2 separate regions of the Homo sapiens genome follow, and region 2 is linked to region 1. Evidence: read pairs that join two places in POLR2A ChIA-PET (ENCODE). Cell type or tissue: CD4-positive, alpha-beta T cell. All regions are shown on one strand.

Evidence for each region. ChIA-PET counts read pairs that join two places held together with the same protein. Peaks named below come from ENCODE experiments on the same cell type or tissue, not always from the same donor. Only the 100,000 strongest peaks of a DNase experiment are listed, where the experiment ranks them.
Region 2: POLR2A ChIA-PET joins it to region 1 with 11 read pairs; 25 of 35 experiments call an interaction of 5 or more read pairs at or near these places.

The regions. Positions count from the first base shown.
Region 1 is chr7:4,639,591-4,644,590 of GRCh38, forward strand. No RefSeq gene overlaps it. Among named protein-coding and RNA genes, the nearest start is that of FOXK1, 40 kb to the right of the region's middle. RefSeq lists silencers at 2,030-2,229, 2,330-2,719. In CD4-positive, alpha-beta T cell, a CTCF peak has its summit at 2,734; DNase peaks (open chromatin) are centred at 2,261 and 2,611; H3K4me3 peaks cover 1,767 bases; H3K27ac peaks cover 857 bases.
Region 2 is chr7:4,737,879-4,742,878 of GRCh38, forward strand. It overlaps FOXK1 (forkhead box K1), which reads left to right. Exons shown (of 9, transcript NM_001037165.2): 2 at 2,960-3,145. Among named protein-coding and RNA genes, the nearest start is that of AP5Z1, 35 kb to the right of the region's middle. RefSeq lists enhancers at 468-1,667, 1,907-2,460, 2,461-3,015. In CD4-positive, alpha-beta T cell, no CTCF peak of the experiment used is centred here; DNase peaks (open chromatin) are centred at 1,103 and 2,003; H3K4me3 peaks cover 1,129 bases; H3K27ac peaks cover 770 bases.

The DNA.
Region 1 (5,000 bases):
TGGCGCGATCTCGGCTCACTGCAACCTCCGCCTCTCGGGTTCACGCCATTCTCCTGCCTCAGCCTCCCGAGTAGCTGGGACTACAGGCACCTGCCACCACGCCCAGCTAATTTTTGTATTTTTAGTAGAAACGAGGTTTCATCATGTTGCCCAGGCTGGTCTCGAACTCCTGACCTCAGGTGATCCACCCTCCTTGGCCTCCCAAAGTGCTGGGATTACAGGCGTGAGCCACCGCACCCGGCCAAGCTTAACCATTTTCAAGCGTGCAGTTCAGGGGCATTAAGCACATCCACACTGTTGTGTGATCACCACCACCCATCTCCAGAACTCTTTCATCTTCCCAAACTCAAACTCTGTCCCTATCAAACACTCACACCCCTCTCCCTCAGCCCGCAGCCTCTGGTAAGCACCATTCTACTTTCTGTACCTATGAATCTGATGGCTCTAGGAACCCCATATAAGCAGAATCATGCGTGGTCTGTCCTTCTGTGTCTGGCTTATTTCACTCAGCACCATGTCCTCAAGGTTCATCCATGTTGAAGTGTGTGTCAGAATCTCCTTCCTTTTTAAAATTGTGATCATGCCTGTAATCCCAGCACTTTGGGAGGCCAAAGCAGGTGGATCACCTGAAGTCAGGAGTTCAAGACCAGCCTGGCCAAGATGGTGAAACCCTGTCTCTACTAAAAATACCAAAATTAGCCTCGCGTGGCCTGTAATCCAGCTCCTTGGGACGCTGAGACATGGGAATCGCTTGAACCCAGGGGGCAGAGGTTGCAGTGAGCTGAGATCAGGCCACTGCACTTCAGCCTGGGCAACACAGCGAAACTCTGTCTCAAAAAATAATAATAATAAAATAAAGTTGTGATAAAATATACAAAACATTAGGGTAGTGGGGGGGACTAGGAAAAGGGGATGGTTGCTGGGTACAAAAATATAGTTAGATACATAAGTAAGATCTAGAATTTTCTAGCACAGCAGGGTGACCACAGTCAGCACTAATTTGCTGTACATTTTAGAATAACCAAGAGAGTGCAATTGGAATGTTCATCACACAGAAATGATGAATGCTGGGGGTGATGGAAACCCCATTTACCCTAATGTAATTATAATACAAAGATCTCATGTGTCCCATAAATCTATACACCTACTATGTACCCATAAAAATTAACAATTAAAAATTTTTAAATTAAAAATATAGGTCAGGCAAGGTGGCTCACATCTGTAATCCCAAAACTTTGGGAGGCTAAGGTGAGAAGATCGCTTAAGCCCAGGTGTTCAAGACCAGCCTGGGCAACATAGCAAGACCTAATCTCTGCCAAAAATAGAAAAAAACATAGCCAGGCACGGTGGCTTACGCCTATAATCCCAGCACTTTGGGAGGCCGAGGCAGGCAGATCACCTGAGGTCAGAAGTTCGAGATTAGCCTGGCCAACATGGTGAAACCCCGTCTCTACTAAAAATACAAAAAAATTAGCTGGGCGTGTTAGTGCACGCCTGTAATCCTAGCTCCTCAGGAGGCTGAGGCAGGAGAATCGCTTGAACCCGTGAGGCAGAGGCTGCAGTCAGCCGAGATCGTACCACTGCACTCCAGCCTGGGCAACAAAGCAAGACTGCGTCTCAAAAAAGAAAAAAAAAATTAGCTGGGTGTGGTGATGCCTGCCTGTGGTCTCAGCTATTTGGGAGGCTGAGGTAGGAGGAACGCCTGAGTCCGGGAGGTGGAGACTGCAGTGAGCTGTAATGCCACCATTGCACTCCAGCCTGGGCAACAGAACAAGACCCTGTCTGAAAAATAAAAGTAAAAATTTTAAATTAGAGATATATAGATATACACAACATAAACTGCACTCCACCCATTTTAAGGCTAAATCGTACTGCATGGTATGCTCCTCCCTAGGACTGATGTGTCTCGAGGGGGCCTCTTAGCTGCTGGGTGCAGCTGCCCAAGGGGGCACTGCGGGGCCCGATGCCGCCCTCCATCCAGGTCACCACTGCACCTCCACGACCACCCACAGAGGCCCCACTTTGCAGGCGAGAGCCCGGGCTCAGAGGCCAGTGGCCGGCCTGCGCAAGGACACGCAGCAGGTGAACCCTCCGCAAGGCGAGGAGCAGGGCTGGGAAGGGCGAGGGCGCCTCTCCGCGCCCCTCCCCTGCCCGGCCACAGAGCCCGGCCCCGCCCCGGGCCCTGCTCGCGGCCCGCCCTGCGCCGCCACTGCGCAAGCGCAGGAGGAGCAGCGTGGCGCAACCTTAAGGCGCATGCGCGGCCGGCGCAGACTTGCGGAAGGCTCCGTTCCCCTCGCGTGAATCCGCCGATCCGGGCTTTGGGGCCCGCCGGGAGCTCTGTTTATAAACACACGGCGCGGCTGCCGGCGAGGGGTAACCCTAAGGGGAGTGGGGTCGGAGGTCAGAGGTCAGCGGGCGCGGGGTCGCCGGCTGTGAGACCGGCCCCGCCACCCTCGGGGACTGCTGGCTGCGCAGCGTGGCCAGCCGGACCGCCCTACTGCGCACCGGGGCTGCCGGGGCGCCACGTGGTGCGCACGTGGTCCGGCCCCGGCGCGGCAGCTCCCCTCCCCCACCACGCGAGCCTGGCCGCAGCGCCCGCTGGCGGCGCGGCGTTGCACATTGCGCGTGCGCACAACTCGCCGCGAGGCGCCTTCCGGTGGCGCGGCGGGGTCGGTTGCCTCCTCGCGACGGCTGCGCCGGGATGTTCCGGGGCGGTGGGGTCGCCTGCCCAATGTCGGGTGCGCGAGTGACGGGTGGAAGCTGGATTTGTGCGCGTTCTTCAATGCTCCAAAGGGAGGAGGGAGCCTCCGAGAGTCCACGTGGGGCCGGTGGGATTCGCAGGGTCCGTTTTCTAAACATTGGGTGTCCTCGAACCTGGGGGCGCGGGCTGTGTCCGCCCCCAGCAGGGATGACCATGCCTGGGTCAGTGGCTGCATAAATAAATAAACGAATGGGGAGGAAATTGATAAAATATTAAAAGAGTGTTGTTTCAGAGTTTTTACTATGTCACCTCTTACAGATTTATGAGAGTTTGTTGTTTTTTGGAGAAGAGGGGTCTCCCTATGTTACCCAGGCTGGTCTCAAACTCCTGGGCTCAATCCATCCGTCCGCCTCAGCCTCCTGAAGTGCTAGGATTACAGGCGTGAGCCATGGTGCCCGGCCTGTTGATGAGATTCTACGTGAAATATATTGGGCGTTACCTAAGCACTCAGTCAGTGGTAGTTCTTATAGTTGTTGCTTAAAAACAGAAAGAAATGTCATACCGTGTTCTAAAAGGATTTGAGAAAGGTTTGCAAAGACTAAAAAGCAAGTGGCAGGGAAAAATAACATACGCAAACTTCCTCCTGACTTTTTCTGCCATTTTATAGCAAAGGCTCAGAATTGCATTGCCATTGTCGGTTGTTTCGGTAAAATTAGTGTTCCTCAAGTTATCTACTCCAGGGACATTTTTTTTTTCTTGAGACAGGGTCTTACTCTGTTGCCCAGGCTCGAGTGCAGTGGCACAGCCATGACTCACTGCAGCCTCAGCCTCCGGGGTCAAGTGATTCTCCTGCTTCAGTCTCCCGAGTAGCCGGGATTACAGGCGCGAGCCTCCATGCCCAGCTAATTTTTGTATTAATGTACTTTATAGGAGACAGGGTTTTGCCATGTTACCCAGGCTGGTTTCGAACTCCTGGCTTCAAGTAATCCTCCCACCTTAGCCTCCCAAAGTGCTGAGATTACAGGCATGAGTCACCACACCCAGCTCAGCAATATCCTTTATTATTTTATTTTTTATTTTTGTAGAAACGAGTCTCACTGTATTGCGCAGGCTGGTTTCAAACGCCTGGCCTCAAGCAATCCTCCCACCTCAGCCTCCCAAAGTGCTCGGATTACAGGTCTGAGCCACCGCTGCCAGCGCATCTTAAATACAGTCATGCATCGCTTGGGAAAGGGGATACCTTCTGAGAAATACATTGTTAGGCAATTTCATCCTTGTGTGAACATCATAGTGTGTAATTCCACAAACCTGGATGGTACAGCCTGTTGCTCTTAAGCTACAAACCTTTAACAGCATGTTAATGTGCTGAATACTATGAGCAATTGTAACACAATGGTAAGTATTTACGTATCTAAACGTAGAAAAGAGAAGGTAGGCCGGGCGCGGTGGCTCACGCCTGTAATCCCAGCACTTTGGGAGGCCGAGGCTGGCGGATCACGAGGTCAGGAGATCGAGACCATCCTGGCTAACACGGTGAAACCCCCGTCTCTACTAAAAATACAAAAAAAATAGCCGGGCGTGGTGGCGGGCGCCTGTAGTCCCAGCTACTCGGGAGGCTGAGGCAGGAGAATGGCATGAACCCAGGAGGCGGAGCTTGCAGTGAGCTGAGATCACGCCACTGCACTCCAGCCTGGGCAACAGAGTGAGACTCCATCTCAAAAAAAAAAAACGTAAAGATATAGTATTATAATCTTACGGTATTATAATCTTAGAGGACCACTATCATATATGGCGTGGATGGTTGGCTTATTGCATGATTGTAAATACCTACTATGTGCCAGATACTGCTCTGGACTCTGAGGTGCCTGGGTAACCTCTATTTAGGTCAACGGAAAATCTAAACGTGGTTACATTATAAAGCAAAGCCAGGAAGTACATATCCTAATGGTCAGGCTGATGGTACATGTTTAACAATCGGCTTGGGAAGGACTGCATATATACACACACATTTATTATAAATGTTACTGGTATGAAGCGTGTGTATCGTATCAATTGCAAATAATGATAAAACACACAATGCTCTTTTTGTTTGTAAATTCCATAGTCAGTTGATTCTCAGAGAATGCTTTCCTTTAGCATTGCTGAACTCCCGTGTCCATAGCCAACCTGTGCTTGAAACTGAATTGTAATATGCAGGGTTGAGTTGCTACCCAACCCACCATTTTCCCAGTAAATAATGTTTGGTTTGGTGGGGTGGCTCATGCCTACAATCCCAGCACTTTGAGATTGTATGGGAAGC
Region 2 (5,000 bases), 98 kb after region 1:
TTAGGAGGCCAGGGCAGGAGGATCACCTGAGGTCGGGAGTTCCAGACCAGCCTGACCAACATGGAAAAACCCTGTCTCTACTAAAAATACAAAATTAGCTGGGCGTGGTGGCGCATGCCTGTAGTCCCAGCTACTCGGGAGGCTGAGGCAGGAGAATCACTTGAATCCAGGAGGCTGAGGTTGCGGTGAGCCAAGATTGCGCCATTGCACTCCACCCTGGGCAATAAGAGCCAAACTCTGCCTCAAAAAGAGAAAAAAAAAAAAAAAGGGTGATGTGGCCAGTCACGGTGGCTCATGCCTATAATCCCAGCACTTTGGGAAGCCGAGGTGGTTGGGTCACCTGAGGTCAGGAGTTTGAGACCAGCCTGGCCAACATGGTGAAACCCCATCTCTACTAAAAATACAAAAATTAGCCAGGCGTGGTGGTGCGTGCCTGTAATCCCAGCTACTTGGGAGGCTGAGGCAGCAGAATCGCTTGAACCCAGGAGGTGGAGGTTGCAGTGAGCCAAGATTGCGCCATTGTATTCCAGCCCGGATGACAGAGCAAGACTCCGTCTCAAAAAAAAAAAAAAGAAAAAAGAAAATGGGTGATGGAGCTTTCTAGTCAAAATACTGATGCAGGAAATCTCCACTGGGCTGGACTGAAGAAAGTGTAAAGGACATCAGACGTTCCTCTCAATGTGACTTAAGAGGACAGAATTGTGGAGTATTTTCAAATAGCCTTGGGATGCCCTTCTAAACCTCAGGGGTGACCGACCACCCACCCTTATCCCCCAAGATTCACTCGCTGGGCCGTGCCTCCCAGACAGCTTCTCATCTTGGAAACAGTCTCAGAGTCCCTTTTGTGTTTGGAAGTAGAAACCTGGTGCCCACAGGCCTGACAGCGCCTGGCACTGAACGATGCGGCCCAGCCTCCTCTGACCAGTATCTCGGGGAGAATCAGGACTGGCCCAGTTGAGCCAGCTTAAGTGCCTGATTTTCTCTCTTCCATGTGGGCAGCCTGGCTAGCAGACCTATGGGAGGAGCCGCACATTTGTAATGCTGAGTCACTTCCTTTGAAGCGGGTCCCTGGGAAGAAGACGCAAGAGGACCCCCTGCCGACAGCCAGGCACCCTTCGTCACCCTCTGACCTGCTCCTCAGTCCCGTCTTTCAAAAACGCTTTGACGAAGAGCAAAGGGACTTTCATATGAAAGAGGGGTGTCTGCGCACGTCCATGCAGGATTTTACGTAGATTGACTATTTAAACATTGCTGCAGATTTAAAAACACAGTCAGGCATAGACCCAGCAGCCTGGTGCTTCATGCAGGTTCCACTACAAGAGACCTTAGCGTCTCTCAAGTGTTGAGTACTTTGCCCGTCCTGAATGCCTTCGGGAACTCTGAAAAGCGCATTATCACCGGTGGCTTATGTACATTCTTTCTTAACCCCCTCCTACAATTTTAAACAAGAGCCTTTTCCAAACAGCTGCGCAGGCGGCCAGCGTTCCTTATCTCTGTGTGGGCAGGCTGCTGCTTTACATTGTTTTTGTTTTTGTTTTTGTTTTGTTTTGTTTTTAACTGAGTCCCACAGTTAGCAACTTGATAGTTGCTGCCTCATCAGTTTAGAAATTGAAAGGTGACCTGGATAAGTAATGCTCAGCTTTGTAAAAGGTGGCAGTTTCTTCAAGCCAGATGAACCCTGGATACTGTTCACAGCACACTGGTGTTGACCCTGACGCTTGCGGCTGGCTTTGTTTGCACTTGGTCGTCTCCAGTAGAAAAACCGAGGCTCACGGTTTTAAGCCCAGAACTGATCGTGAAGCCGGTCCATTAAGCTCTGGGTGGATAATGCACGCTCTCTGCGACTCCCGCCTGCCGGAGCAGGGGTGGAATTGCTCCTTCCGTTGTCAGATCTTCTAGGCAGTGGCAGGGAATCATCTTGAAAATGTCTGCATAGGTGGTTGCCGTGCTATTTCAGTCTTCCAGTGTGTCATTTGAGAGGTGGCAGATCCCACCTGGGTGCCACAGCAGTTGCCCTGGCAGACAGGAAGTAGCCGTGTCTGTCTGGAGCCTGCGTGGGAGATGGCATCAGCGGCACTTGTCTGGGGATATTTATATCTCTTCTGTTCTCACACACAGTAGAAAGACAACTGACGGCTGGGCACAATGGCTCTCGCCTGTAATCCCAGCAGTTTGGGAGGCTGAGGCAGGTGGATCACCTGAGGTCAGGAGTTCGAGACCAGCCTGGCCAACGTGGTGAAACCCCGTCTCTACTAAAAATGCAAAAAATTGGCCAGGCGCGGTGGCTCACGCCTGTAATCCCAGCACTTTGGGAGGTCAAGGCAGGCGGATTACGAGGTCAGGAGATCGAGACCATCCTGGCTAACACAGTGAAACCCCGTCTCTACTAAAAATATAAAAAATTAGCCGGGCGTGGTGGCGGGCGCCTGTAGTCCCAGCTACTCGGGAGGCTGAGGCAGGAGAATGGTGTGAACCCAGGAGGCGGAGCTTGCAGTGAGCTGAGATCGTGTCCCTGCACTCCAGCCTGGGCGACAGAGTGAGACTCCCTCTCAAAAAAAAAAAATAAATAAAAAATGCAAAAAATTAGCCGGGCGTGGTGGTGGGCGCTCGTAATCCCAGCTACTCAGGAGGCTGAGACAGGAGAATTGCTTGAACCCAGGAGGCTGAGGTTGCGGTGAGCTGAGATCCTGCCATTGCACTCCAGCCTGGGTGACAGCGAGACTCCCTCTCAAAAAATAAAATAAAATAAAATAAAGAAATAGAAAGACAAGTGACTTCCAAATAAGCCAAAGTCTCAGTTCCTAAGTGTCCTGATAAAAGCATCGAAACTGCTCTCTGGGGCCCAGGTTTGAGAGTTACGGTCCAGTTACTTAGACACACAGACACGCACCTTCCCTGGGTGTTGGCGTCTTCTTGAGTCTCCTCCTGCACCTCACACCCGCTCCTCCTCCTGTTGCAGGTGTACCTTCCGGTTTCCCAGCACGGCCATCAAGATCCAGTTCACGTCGCTCTATCACAAAGAAGAGGCCCCAGCCTCCCCGCTGCGGCCACTGTACCCCCAGATCTCCCCTCTGAAGATCCACATCCCGGAGCCGGACCTCCGGAGCATGGTCAGCCCCGTCCCCTCCCCGACGGGCACCATCAGGTGAGTAGCCCCCCAGCCTGCCCTTGGGCCCCCAGGAGAGAGGGGGATGATGCGAGCGTGCCTGTCGTACGCAGCACCGGGTTCCAAATCTCTCTGGAAAGTTGCACGTGCATGGAAATACAGAAAGTGTTGTACGTCCATCCGGGACCTGGCTGAAATTTCCGTGAATTCTCTTACAAAGGGAAAAATCACTGCCTGATCATCACTTTTCCCACTGGAAATTTTACATATTAGAGCTTGTTAAAGCAAGCACAGGTTTTTTTGTTGTTTTTTGTTTTTTTTTAAAGGGCGTTGAAAATGTTTTTTTTTTGTTTGTTTGTTTTGAGATGGAGTTTCGCTCTGTCACCCAGGCTAGAGAGCAGTGGCGCGATCTCGGCTCACTGCAACCTCCACCTCCCGGGTTCAAGGGATTCTCTTGCCTCAGCCTCCCGAGTAGCTGGGATGACAGGCGCCTGCTACCACGCCTGGCTAAATTTTTTGTATTTTTAGTAGAGACGGGGTTTCACGATGTTGGCCATGCTGGTCTCGAACTCCCAACCTCAAATGATCCACCCGCCTTGGCCTCCCAAAGTGCTGGGATTACAGGCGTGAGCCACCGCGCACGGCTGAAAATGTTTTAAAGTAATATTTGTCCACCAGGATTTGGTGAACTTTGTTTCTTTAAGCTTCATTTGTGAAAATTCTCTATGACCTTTTAGAAATTAATCTAGATTTTGAAGAAAGTCCTCAAACTTCCTCATCTCTGGCATGTTATACAATGATGAGCCCCTGAGTAGGGGTTGCAGGTGAAAAGTATAAACAGAGCTCTGTGTAGGGAGTGCCGGTGAGCCCTAGACTGAGTCACACACGAACCTCAGGCGACAGCCTGGATGCATGGCACACAGCCCTGGCCCTGGTCCTGTCATACAGGGATGCAAAAACAGACGTGTACTTGAGGCTGGAGGGTTCATACATTCTTTAATGATTTACCTCTTCATTGCGGACATTTCTAAACGTGGCTGGCTTTTCTCTCCCAACCGCACGTCTGTGGCTCTGCAGATGCGTGGCTGCGCGTGGTTTGGTGCCGGAGCTGTGGCTCCTCCGCAGCACCAGCAGTTTCTGCGTCGCTCGCGCGTCACCAGCAAAGGTCACCCCAGTGGAAAAAGCAGATCACATCTTAGGGCTGTTGTGAACATGGTGTTGACCTCACATATACCCTGAAAGGGGCTCAGGGCCCTCGGGGACATCTGTGAAGCACGCTCTGGGCATGCTGATCTGTTGGAGCGAGCGCTGTGGCAATCCCAGGCTGGTCACGTCAGTCCCTCCCTGCTGATCTGCGCACTCTGCTGAACCCCGGCCGCACCTTGGCTTGCTTTTTTCTTTTTTTCCTCTTGCAGCTGTAGGAGAAGAAAGGGCTTTTGTTTGTATTTCAGAGACAGCGTCTCACTCTGTCGTCCAGGCTAGAGTGCAGTGGCGCAATCATAGCTCGCTGCAGCCTCCAACTCCTGGGCTCAAGCGGTCTCCCCACCTCAGCCTCCCAAGTTGCTGGGACCACAGGCATGCACCACCACACCCACTTAATTTTCTTATCTTTTGTAGAGACAGGGTCTTGCTATGTTGCCCAGGCTGGTCTGAAACCCCTGGGCTCAAGAGATCCTCCCTCCTCCACCTCCCAAAGTGCTGAGGTTACAGGTGTGAGCCAACACACCCAGCCCGTACATGGCCTGCACCTTTTCAGGGTCCACAGTTAGAACTACACACTGGCTTCTCTTGGAACACAGCCATCAGGGGCACAGCTCCTCTACCCTGCTTTGCCGACAAGTTACCAGTGACCTACAAGTTACAAGGTGGGAATCATCTCCATTTGAGTTGCTTG